Linked DNA regions of Homo sapiens: region 2 is linked to region 1. Evidence: chromatin loops called from intact Hi-C (ENCODE). Cell type or tissue: K562. All regions are shown on one strand. Links, peaks and the distances in the headings refer to the core of each region. The heading gives the core; the rest is flanking DNA.

Region 1 (4,393 bases), core at 77-4,076:
AAGCACGATCTGTTTTGAAGTTCTGAGCAGTTTCTCGCACCAGACTCTGGAAGGAGAGTTTGCGAATCTGAAGCTCAGTGAACTTCTGAAAATGTCCAAGTTTGTGCATTGCCACAGTGGCAGGCCTGAAAGCACCCCTCCGGGATAGTCCTAGAGGTTTGGCCAAAGCAATAAAACTAGAAAAATAAAGAAGGACCATAAAGGTAGATGGATATTTCAGGGTTATGCTAAGAATCAGAGTAGGCCAGGTACAGTGGCTCACACCTGTAATCCCAGTACTTTGGAGGCCAAGGCAGGATTGTTTGAGCCCAGGAGTTTGAGACCAGCCTGGGAAACATACTGAGACCCTGTCTCTACAAAAAAATTTTAAAAATTAGCCAGGCATAGTGGCACATGCTTGTAGTCCCAGCTACTCAGGAGGCTGAAGTAGGAGGATTGCTTGAGCGTGGGAGATCGAGGCTGCAGTGAGCTGTGACTGTGCCACCGCACTCTAGCCTGACAGAGTGAGACTTCGTCTCAAAAATAAATAAGATCCAGAAATAACTAAGCCATTTTTAATAGAAAGAGAGAGAGAGGAAGAAGAAGAGAGGAGAGGAGAAGAGAGGAGAGGAGAGGAGAGAAGAGGGACAGGGCGGGGCAGAGCGGAGAGGAGAGGAGAAGAGAGGAGAAGAGAGGAGAGGAGAGGAGAGGAGAGGAGAGGAGAGGAGAGGAGAGAGACAGGTGACCTTACCACAAAGCCATGGTAGTAAAGGATGTGGTATTGGTACAGAAACAAGCAAATCATACAGAACAAACTAAAGAGCTCAAAAATATAAAACCCATTTTTCAATATGAAAACTTGACTTATGATAGAGGTAGCACCCCAAAACAGTAAGAAAAACATGAACTTGGGGACTGGTGGTGGGCTCTAACTAGCTCACTCTATGGAGAAAAATAAAGCTGTATCTCAACTTTATTATATCATAGTCAACTTTATATCATATTCTAAACTCCAGATGGAAATGTGGAATATCTTTGTGAACTCAGGGTGGGAAAACACAAGCCATATTTCTCTTTAGTGAAATTTACAGATAGCTGAGTGACAGTTGGGGAGAATATATTTGCAAACAACAAGAGATGTACACCTAGATTATACAGAGAGCTCTTGCAAACCAACGGGAAAAAGAGAACAATATGTGGGGGAATGGGAACACAAACTGGAAATGATAGGAAAATGAAATAAAACAAGAGAAGGCCTTTGCACAGCTTGACAATGGCAATGTACTGTAAATTGAGAAGGGAAACAGATGCAGAGAAAGGGTCATGGGCTGGAAAATAGCAGATTGACTCCTGGAGTCTTGGATTGCTGATATTCCAATCTTGTGCATGTTCCAGAGTTTTCTTGCTGCCTCTGGGTCCTGGAGGCATCCTCCTGGGGGAAGCCTCTTCTTCAGATGCACCCTGCTGTTGATACATCCTGCCTGAAAGGAGCCTTTGCAGCAGTCCTCACTGGCTCCCTTCTGCTTTCTTAGGCTTTGCTCTCAATGGTTTTCCTGCACTAACTTCCAGACCTCTACGGGCTTGGAAAGGATGTAAGCGGCTAGAATGGCAGGCTTCTGCTCCCTGCTGGCCACTCATGAGCATTACCCTGACAGCTAATCCAGCCATCAAATTCCACCAAATCTGTTTCTTCTTTGAGATCATTTTCTTTCCTGAAGATACATATTCTAAGGATTTTTTTCAGCTCTTACTGTATCTGAACAAAATAAAAATTATGATATTATACTATAAACATCAGACTACAAATCAAGAAACCTGGACTTGAAGCACGTGTCTTTTGTGGGATATTGGGCAAATCTTTCAGCTTCTTTATGCATATTTCCTTATTTGTAAAGTACGTATAATATAATTCTACACATTTTTGAGGGATAGGGTGTATTTGAGAGTGTCACAGAGCTGCGACTGAGGAAATTCCCAGTTAATATTCATTGATATTCATGGCTTTGCAGCGTTGCCACTGTCATTATTCCTCTGCTTATAGGAGACCTGAATTCAGTTCACATATTTCAAAGAACTGTAGAATTGAAAGGTACTTAAAGGCAGTCACAAAGTGGTTTTAAGAGGTTCCTTATAAGGCACATTAAAAGTAGCCAACACCCTTTCCATTGCTTAAATACTCCTGCCCCAAAACCTTACAAAAGGCCTCTGGTGGGAAATTCATTATCTCAAAAAGCAGCCCATTCCCTCATTGGTCAGCTGTGCCTGGGAGCAAGCTCCCTCTCCCTAGTAGGAGAGAACTCCACTTGACAACACCTGCTGAGCCCCAGAATTGAGGTGAAGGGGCAGGTTTGGGTCATATGCTATTTTCTGCCAAAATTCACTGGCTTTACTCATCCGTGGATTCATTTGGACTGGGGACTGCATGATTTTGCATTTATTAAAATATCTCATTCATGAATTCCCCAACACTGGAGTTTCTCTGGGAGAAACAGTCTCCTACCTTACCATGCAGGTGTTCTTGCACACCCTCTTGGCCACTCATGCTCAGTATGAAGTCCCGCCCAGCTGATTGACACCTGCAAGGTAATTGGGGGGCAAGTAAGCCAGGCTGGCATAAAGATTTAGTGAAGGGACCAGCGTAGTGGCTCACACCTGTAATCCCAGCACTTTGGGAGGCCGAGGCGGGCAGGTTGCTTGAGGTCAGGAGTTCAAGACCGGCCTGGCCCACGTGGCGAAACCCCATCTCTACTAAAAATACAAAAATTAGCCGGGTGTGATAGCAGGTGCCTGTAATCCCAGCCTCTTGGGAGGCTGAGGCAGGAGAATTGCTTCAACCCGGGAGCCAGAGGTTGCAGTGAGCCAAGATCACACCACTGCACTGCAGCCTGGGTGACAGAGCAAAACCTTGTTTCAAATAAGTAAATAAATAAATAAATAAATAAATAAATAAATAAATAAATAAATATATAAGTGAAGGGACCAGCTGAGGGCATCTGGCAGGAAGAGCACAAAAAGCAGGCAGCTGGAGTGCATGCAGACAGGGAGGAGGAGGCTGACTTTAGCTACCTGACACTTTTGGTGGAGGAGCTGCTGAAAATCATTTCACAATTTAGCCTTTGCCACTTGAGGGCCAGGTTTTGCATTCCTACATTAAGAAATCGCCCAGCCTGGAAGGCTCCATCTCTCAGCTGCTCACGGCCCTGCCCATTCTCTCCAGAGCTCAAATCTGAGAGCTGAGGTTCTGCCCTGCACTCATTGTGTTCCTGTTTAATCCACGTTCTGTACCCTCTGGAGGAAGTGAGAGGAAGAGCAATGATGGGGGAGATATGGGCAGGTTCCCCCACTCCCTCCTCTCCTTTTATTTGTATTTATAGAGGCAACATTTCCCTGTTTCACTATTTGTGGGGCCTCTAGATAGAATTAATTCTGCTTTTTAAAATCTCCCCTGCTAGACTGTGCATACCCTGAAGGCAGAAGCTGCGGCTGATCTGCTCATATCTCAGGAGCCCACATAGTGCCTGGTATATGACAAGCACTCAAAAATGCGTGTGGAATTTAAATGTATAGCGAGGCATCGGAATGGTTTCAAGTTAGCAATTTGACATCATTTAGTCTAGTGGTATTGAAACCTGAGTGTACATTAGAATCATTTTCAGAGCTTTTAAAAAATATTAGTGCCTGAGTCCCTCCTCAGGCCAATTAGGTCTGAATCCCTGAGAGTCACTTTTTGATGGTTAAAGACCCAGAAAGGGCTCATCGCTTATGGCATGATGCAGTGAATCATTTTAGAAAATGGACATTGCTTTCTAATACACAATATTTATCCATCTTATTATGTTTGAGTTATCATAGAATGCATTTTAAGTTGTGTTCACATGAGCAAAACACATAGAAAAATTTTTATAAAAGTAACTGGGAGGTGGGAGGCCGGGTGTGGTGGCTTACATCTGTAATCCCAGCATTTTGGGAGGCTGAGGAGGGTGGATCACTTGAGGTCAGGAGTTCGAGACGAACCTGGCCAATGTGGCAAAACCCCATCTCTACTAAAAAATACAAAAATTAGCCTGACATGGTGGCACACGCCTGTAGTCCCAGCTCCTTAGGAGGTTGAGGCAGGAGAATCACTTGAATCCAGGAGGTTGCAGTGAGCCAAGATAACATTACTACACTATAGCCTGGGTGACAGAATGAAACTCTGACTCAAAAAAAAAAAAAAAAAAGCAACTGGGACCTATGGAAAGAAAAAGGTAATTTTCACTGGGTATACAGAGGCTTGCCCATTCATGGGATGGCAAAAGGTTCAGCATAAGATCATAATAGTTGAGCCAAATGCTATTTAAAAGAAATGAATAAGTCAAAGGGGATAGAATGGGGTGAGAGAAGAAAGCCCCCCCAACACTGCCACCAACTCCCC
Region 2 (4,393 bases), core at 121-4,120, 480 kb before region 1:
CAGCCAGTGTGGGGGCAGGGCTGGAAGGACCTAGGTTGGCCTGCATACATTTTGGGGGTGCAGATCCCTTTGTTCAAAAAAAGTTTTTCAGGGGCTGGGCGCGGTGGCTCACACCTGTAATCCCAGCACTTTGGGAGGCTGAGGCAGGTGGATCACTTGAGGTCTGGAGTTTGAGACTAGCCTGGCCAACATGGTGAAACCCCATCCCTACTAAAAATACAAAATTTTGCCGGGCCTGGTGGCATACACCTGTAGTCCCAGCTACTCAGGAGGCTGAAGCAGGAGAATCACTTGAACCTGGGAGGCAGAGATTGCAGTGAGCCAAGATCGCAGCACTGCACTCCAGCCTGGGTGACAGAGTGAGACTCCGTTTCCAAAAAAAAAAAAAAAAAAAAAAAAAAGAGTGTTTCAGGAAGGCCAGCGTGACATCATATAAAGGTGGGACTGCTCTGGTAGAATTTGGGGGCAGGGGGTCCTTGGAGCTTCCTTACCCTGCCTACCGAGCCCTTTCATTAGATGCCGTCCTGCTCTTCCCCGCTTCCAAAAAAGCTCCATGGACTTCCTCAGTTTCCACAGAGCACATTTGCAAATCATGGACCTAATGCAGCCCCTGTCCAGGACCACCTCGTTGGTGGCATAACTTCCTATACAGCCCTGCCCATCGGAAGTCCAGGATGCCCTGGTTCTAGGCCCACAAGGCCTCAAGCTTGACTGTAGGCAGATCTGGGGTAGAATTTGGGGGATGTCATTTATGATCCCAGAATGAGTCCTCCCATGCATTCCTGAAAAAGACCAGGAGAAGGCTGGGCGCAGTGGCTCATGCCTATAATCCCAGCACTTTGGGAGGCCAAGGCAGGCAGATCACAAGGTCAGGAGATCAAGACCATCCTGCCCAACAGGGTGAAACCCCATCTCTACTAAAAATACAAAAGTTAGCCAGGCGTGGTGGTGGGCGCCTGTAGTCCCAGCTACTCAGGAGGCTGAGGCAGGACAATCACTTGAACCAGGGAGGCGGAGGTTGCAATAAACCGAGATTGCACCACTGTACTCCAGCCTGGGCGAAAAGAGCAAAAACTCCATCTCGAAAAAAGAAAAAGACCAGGAGAGAGAGGGGTTCCTAGCCCAGAGGGCTCTCACCAGCAGCTCAGGAGTTAAAAACATGGGCTTAGAAAGCTCTAAGTTCAAATACTTTTCCACCGCTTACTAGTGGTGTGTGCCGTCCAGCCTCCACTTTCACCTGGTAATTAGGAATAATACAATTTCCCACATTTAAAGGTTGTTTTGAGTTAAACGAAAAAATGCATGTAAAGAGCTTAGCCTGACCCAGCAAATGCTCAGTAAGTGGCTGTTGCTACCTGAGCCCTTTCTCTGGGGAAGATGTTTGCACCTGCCACAGCCTCTGCCCTCCTCATCCTTTCCCTCTAAGGCATCTCCCCATTGGAGACCACCTCCAGGCTTGTTTTCACCGTCCAGGCCTGGAACTCTTAGTCCTTCCAATCCTTTCCAAACATGTCACTTGGCATTCTCAGGGTGTTTTGGTAGCAGCAGCCACAGCTCACCCAGACGGCACACACTGTAGCTATTATCTAATCATCTAATAATTAGCTTGACATTTATAAAGGGCCTTGAGGGATAACTGCTTGGGGTAACTGCTGTTTTCAAATGCGATGGTACCGTAATTTTGCACCTGTGCCAGGCAAAATGTGAGCAAGAGGGAACAGTGACCCAAGCCTCTGCCTGCCCTCAATTGTCCTTAGTGTGTTTAAGTGGAAGCAGATTTACCCAGAAGCTAACAAAGCATAAGCGTCAAGACCCCTTACCTGCACGGTCCTGTGTTTTCTGTAAAGTTTGCAAAAGTAGCATACGTTTGCTTTTTTTTTTTTTTTTTTCTTAAAGAGGCACTTCAAAATTGTATGAGCTGCAGGTGCTACAAAACCTAACCCACTCCTGGGTTTAAATCAGAGCTGTCTCTTGGATCAGTCCTGCCTGGAAGCCTACTTTTCCTATTGTTGCCATCAAGAACTGGCAAATGGGTTTGGGGCAGAAGGTTAAGGAGGGGGCTGCACTGTGGGCTAAACATGGTGATTTGCTGGATCAGAATGGAGCCCCAGACTTTCCAGCATTAGGGATTCAGAGATCCCTGTTCTGCCACCTGCTGGCTGGAAGACTTGGGTGCCGCCACACAATCTCAGCCCAGGAGTCCTCCTCAGTAAACTGCCATTTAGAAGCCTGACCTGCCTACAGCACAGCCAGAGGTTACTATGAAGAGCAAACAAGCTCTCTGTCAATATGCTGAAGTGGCTGTTTGGTGGTGACTGCAAAAACACACAAAACATTGAGTTAGGACTTAAAAGGCCGGCAATAAACTCCCTCCCCAGCCCATGGCAAGTAAGTCATGCATGGAATGAGGTACATAGCTTGCATGTGCCTTACTCGACTAAGAAATAAAATAGGGAAAATACTCCCTAGCCCTTGTTAGTAGGAGCACAGGTTGTGAGAAGCGAAAGCAGTCATCTGCCTGGACACCTGGGGGGCCACAGTCTTCCCACTTCTACAGCCTCAGGCCTTTGGGAGTAGCCCCCAGGACAGATGACCAGGGAAAGGATATGGCTTTGGCCAGGACACGGAAGAGAGAGGTGAGAGTAGATAAAAGCTTCCACTGCAACAAGGGCAGGCTCTCATTATTGCTGTTAGTGGCCCCACCTCCCAGCTGGGCTCAGACCCCAATGCCCTCTGATACCTTCCCTTCTGGTTTCCCCACATCTGATTAGTTAAGTCCTAAAATCCCCACCCTCAGTATCTGTTGCTTCATCCCCTCCCTACTATTCCTACAGGCCATCTTCTATTTCTGTTCTGGACTATAGCAACAGACATCTAACACAGGGCTTCCAACAAATGGGATACAGGTATGCTAGGGTTTTATCTCCTTGGCCCTGGACACAACCAGATCAGGCTTGGGGAAGCTGGGGCCTCTGGACTAGCATCTTGCAGCCCCAGGAAGCCTCCTTTGGTACTCCCAATGCACATTGCACTCCCAATGCAAATGTCATCATTTTTATATTGCCTCTATGTGGAAAATTTGGGGAATGCTGACCTCCCAAGTGCCCCTTTCTGCCCACTCAGACGCATCCTGGGCACTGTGGCCAGGTTGATTTCCATGGAGTCCAACTATAATAGTGCAGTTCACCTTCAGAATGGCAAGATTCTGCATGGAATGACGGTTGCAGCAAGCCACACCTGGCCACAAGATCAGGTGAAAAGACCCAATGCCAGAGTCCTTCTCACAGCGTGGTCCTGTGAGTTGCAATGTGTGGAGAAACATAGTCTGGGAGCACAGCAGACTACACTCCTTCTCTTAGGTTGTGGTTCTCAGATTCTATGGTGTACATGCATCACCTGCTACACTTGTGAGAAATGCAGATTCCAGGGCCTCCTCCCTTCCCCCTCCCCACTCCCCAGCCCCTCACCAAAATTATAAACCAGGGGGTTTGCAACTAGTCCAAGAAATTTACATTTTTGAGAAGCATGCTGACTATGAATGCAGGTGTTGCACAAACCCTACTTTGGGAAACAGTGCCCCAGTGACCACAGCTAATTGCAGATTTCACCCAGTCAGCCCAAAAGATGAAACACCGCATATGGACAGGAATTAGCAGTAAAAAACTGTGTTTCAGCCTAAAACTTGAAACCAAATACGTCACTTGGAATAATTCCATAAGAATAAGAGATCATTAAAATACGGAAAGTGGTTGAAAGGAAGACCATCTGTGCAAACCAAAGCAGTTTCGAGGAACCAAAATAAGTTACTCAGACCCGAGAACATTCTCCCAGAAGGGCAAACCACATGAAAAATACAAAATGTAATCCTAAAGAAAAAGGAAAGTCTTGAGATTCTGGAAATAAATTATTTATAATCTATAACCAAAGCAGCCCATTGGGCAGAAAAATACAGCAAACTGCTCTCTACAGTGTGAGCAGATGGAAGACATTGAATACGCACATGACCAAATATGAATGGCACGAGTTCCTTCAGGGGGTTCCCAAAGTGGAGTGAACTTCATCAATGGCATTATCATCTGCGGTGGGGGAGATGCTTCAGCAACAATTCCAGCAGCTCCGGGACCTGTCCTGTCATTCAGCTGGGTGGTTCTACAGGCTGTCACTACCTGTTCTGATTCCCAGATGGAGGCATGGTCGGCTCACAAGAATACCATGAATGTATCAGGCAAGTGGCACTGAACATCTGAAATCCAGACTGACTTGAAAAATAGAGATTGCACGTTCACCATAATGTTGTGGGATGTTTGACCCTCAGTCAGCAGATTGCCATCCTCGTGGGTTATTCCTGCCATTTGCTCCTTTACTTCCTTTTGGCCACCGCATGAACCATTTA

Evidence for each region. Hi-C counts contacts between places; a loop is a spot of excess contacts. Peaks named below come from ENCODE experiments on the same cell type or tissue, not always from the same donor. Only the 100,000 strongest peaks of a DNase experiment are listed, where the experiment ranks them.
Region 2: a loop joins it to region 1, with 2.8 times the contacts of the local background. A loop is called at or near these places in 12 of 110 quality-filtered maps.

The regions. Positions count from the first base shown.
Region 1 is chr2:30,205,765-30,210,157 of GRCh38, reverse strand. It overlaps the pseudogene H3P5. Among named protein-coding and RNA genes, the nearest start is that of SNORA10B, 21 kb to the right of the region's middle. RefSeq lists a silencer at 1,326-1,550. In K562, for the core only: a CTCF peak has its summit at 1,599 (motif pointing left); a DNase peak (open chromatin) is centred at 1,587.
Region 2 is chr2:30,684,013-30,688,405 of GRCh38, reverse strand. No RefSeq gene overlaps it. Among named protein-coding and RNA genes, the nearest start is that of CAPN13, 120 kb to the left of the region's middle. In K562, for the core only: a CTCF peak has its summit at 2,160 (motif pointing left); a DNase peak (open chromatin) is centred at 2,155; H3K27me3 peaks cover 2,532 bases.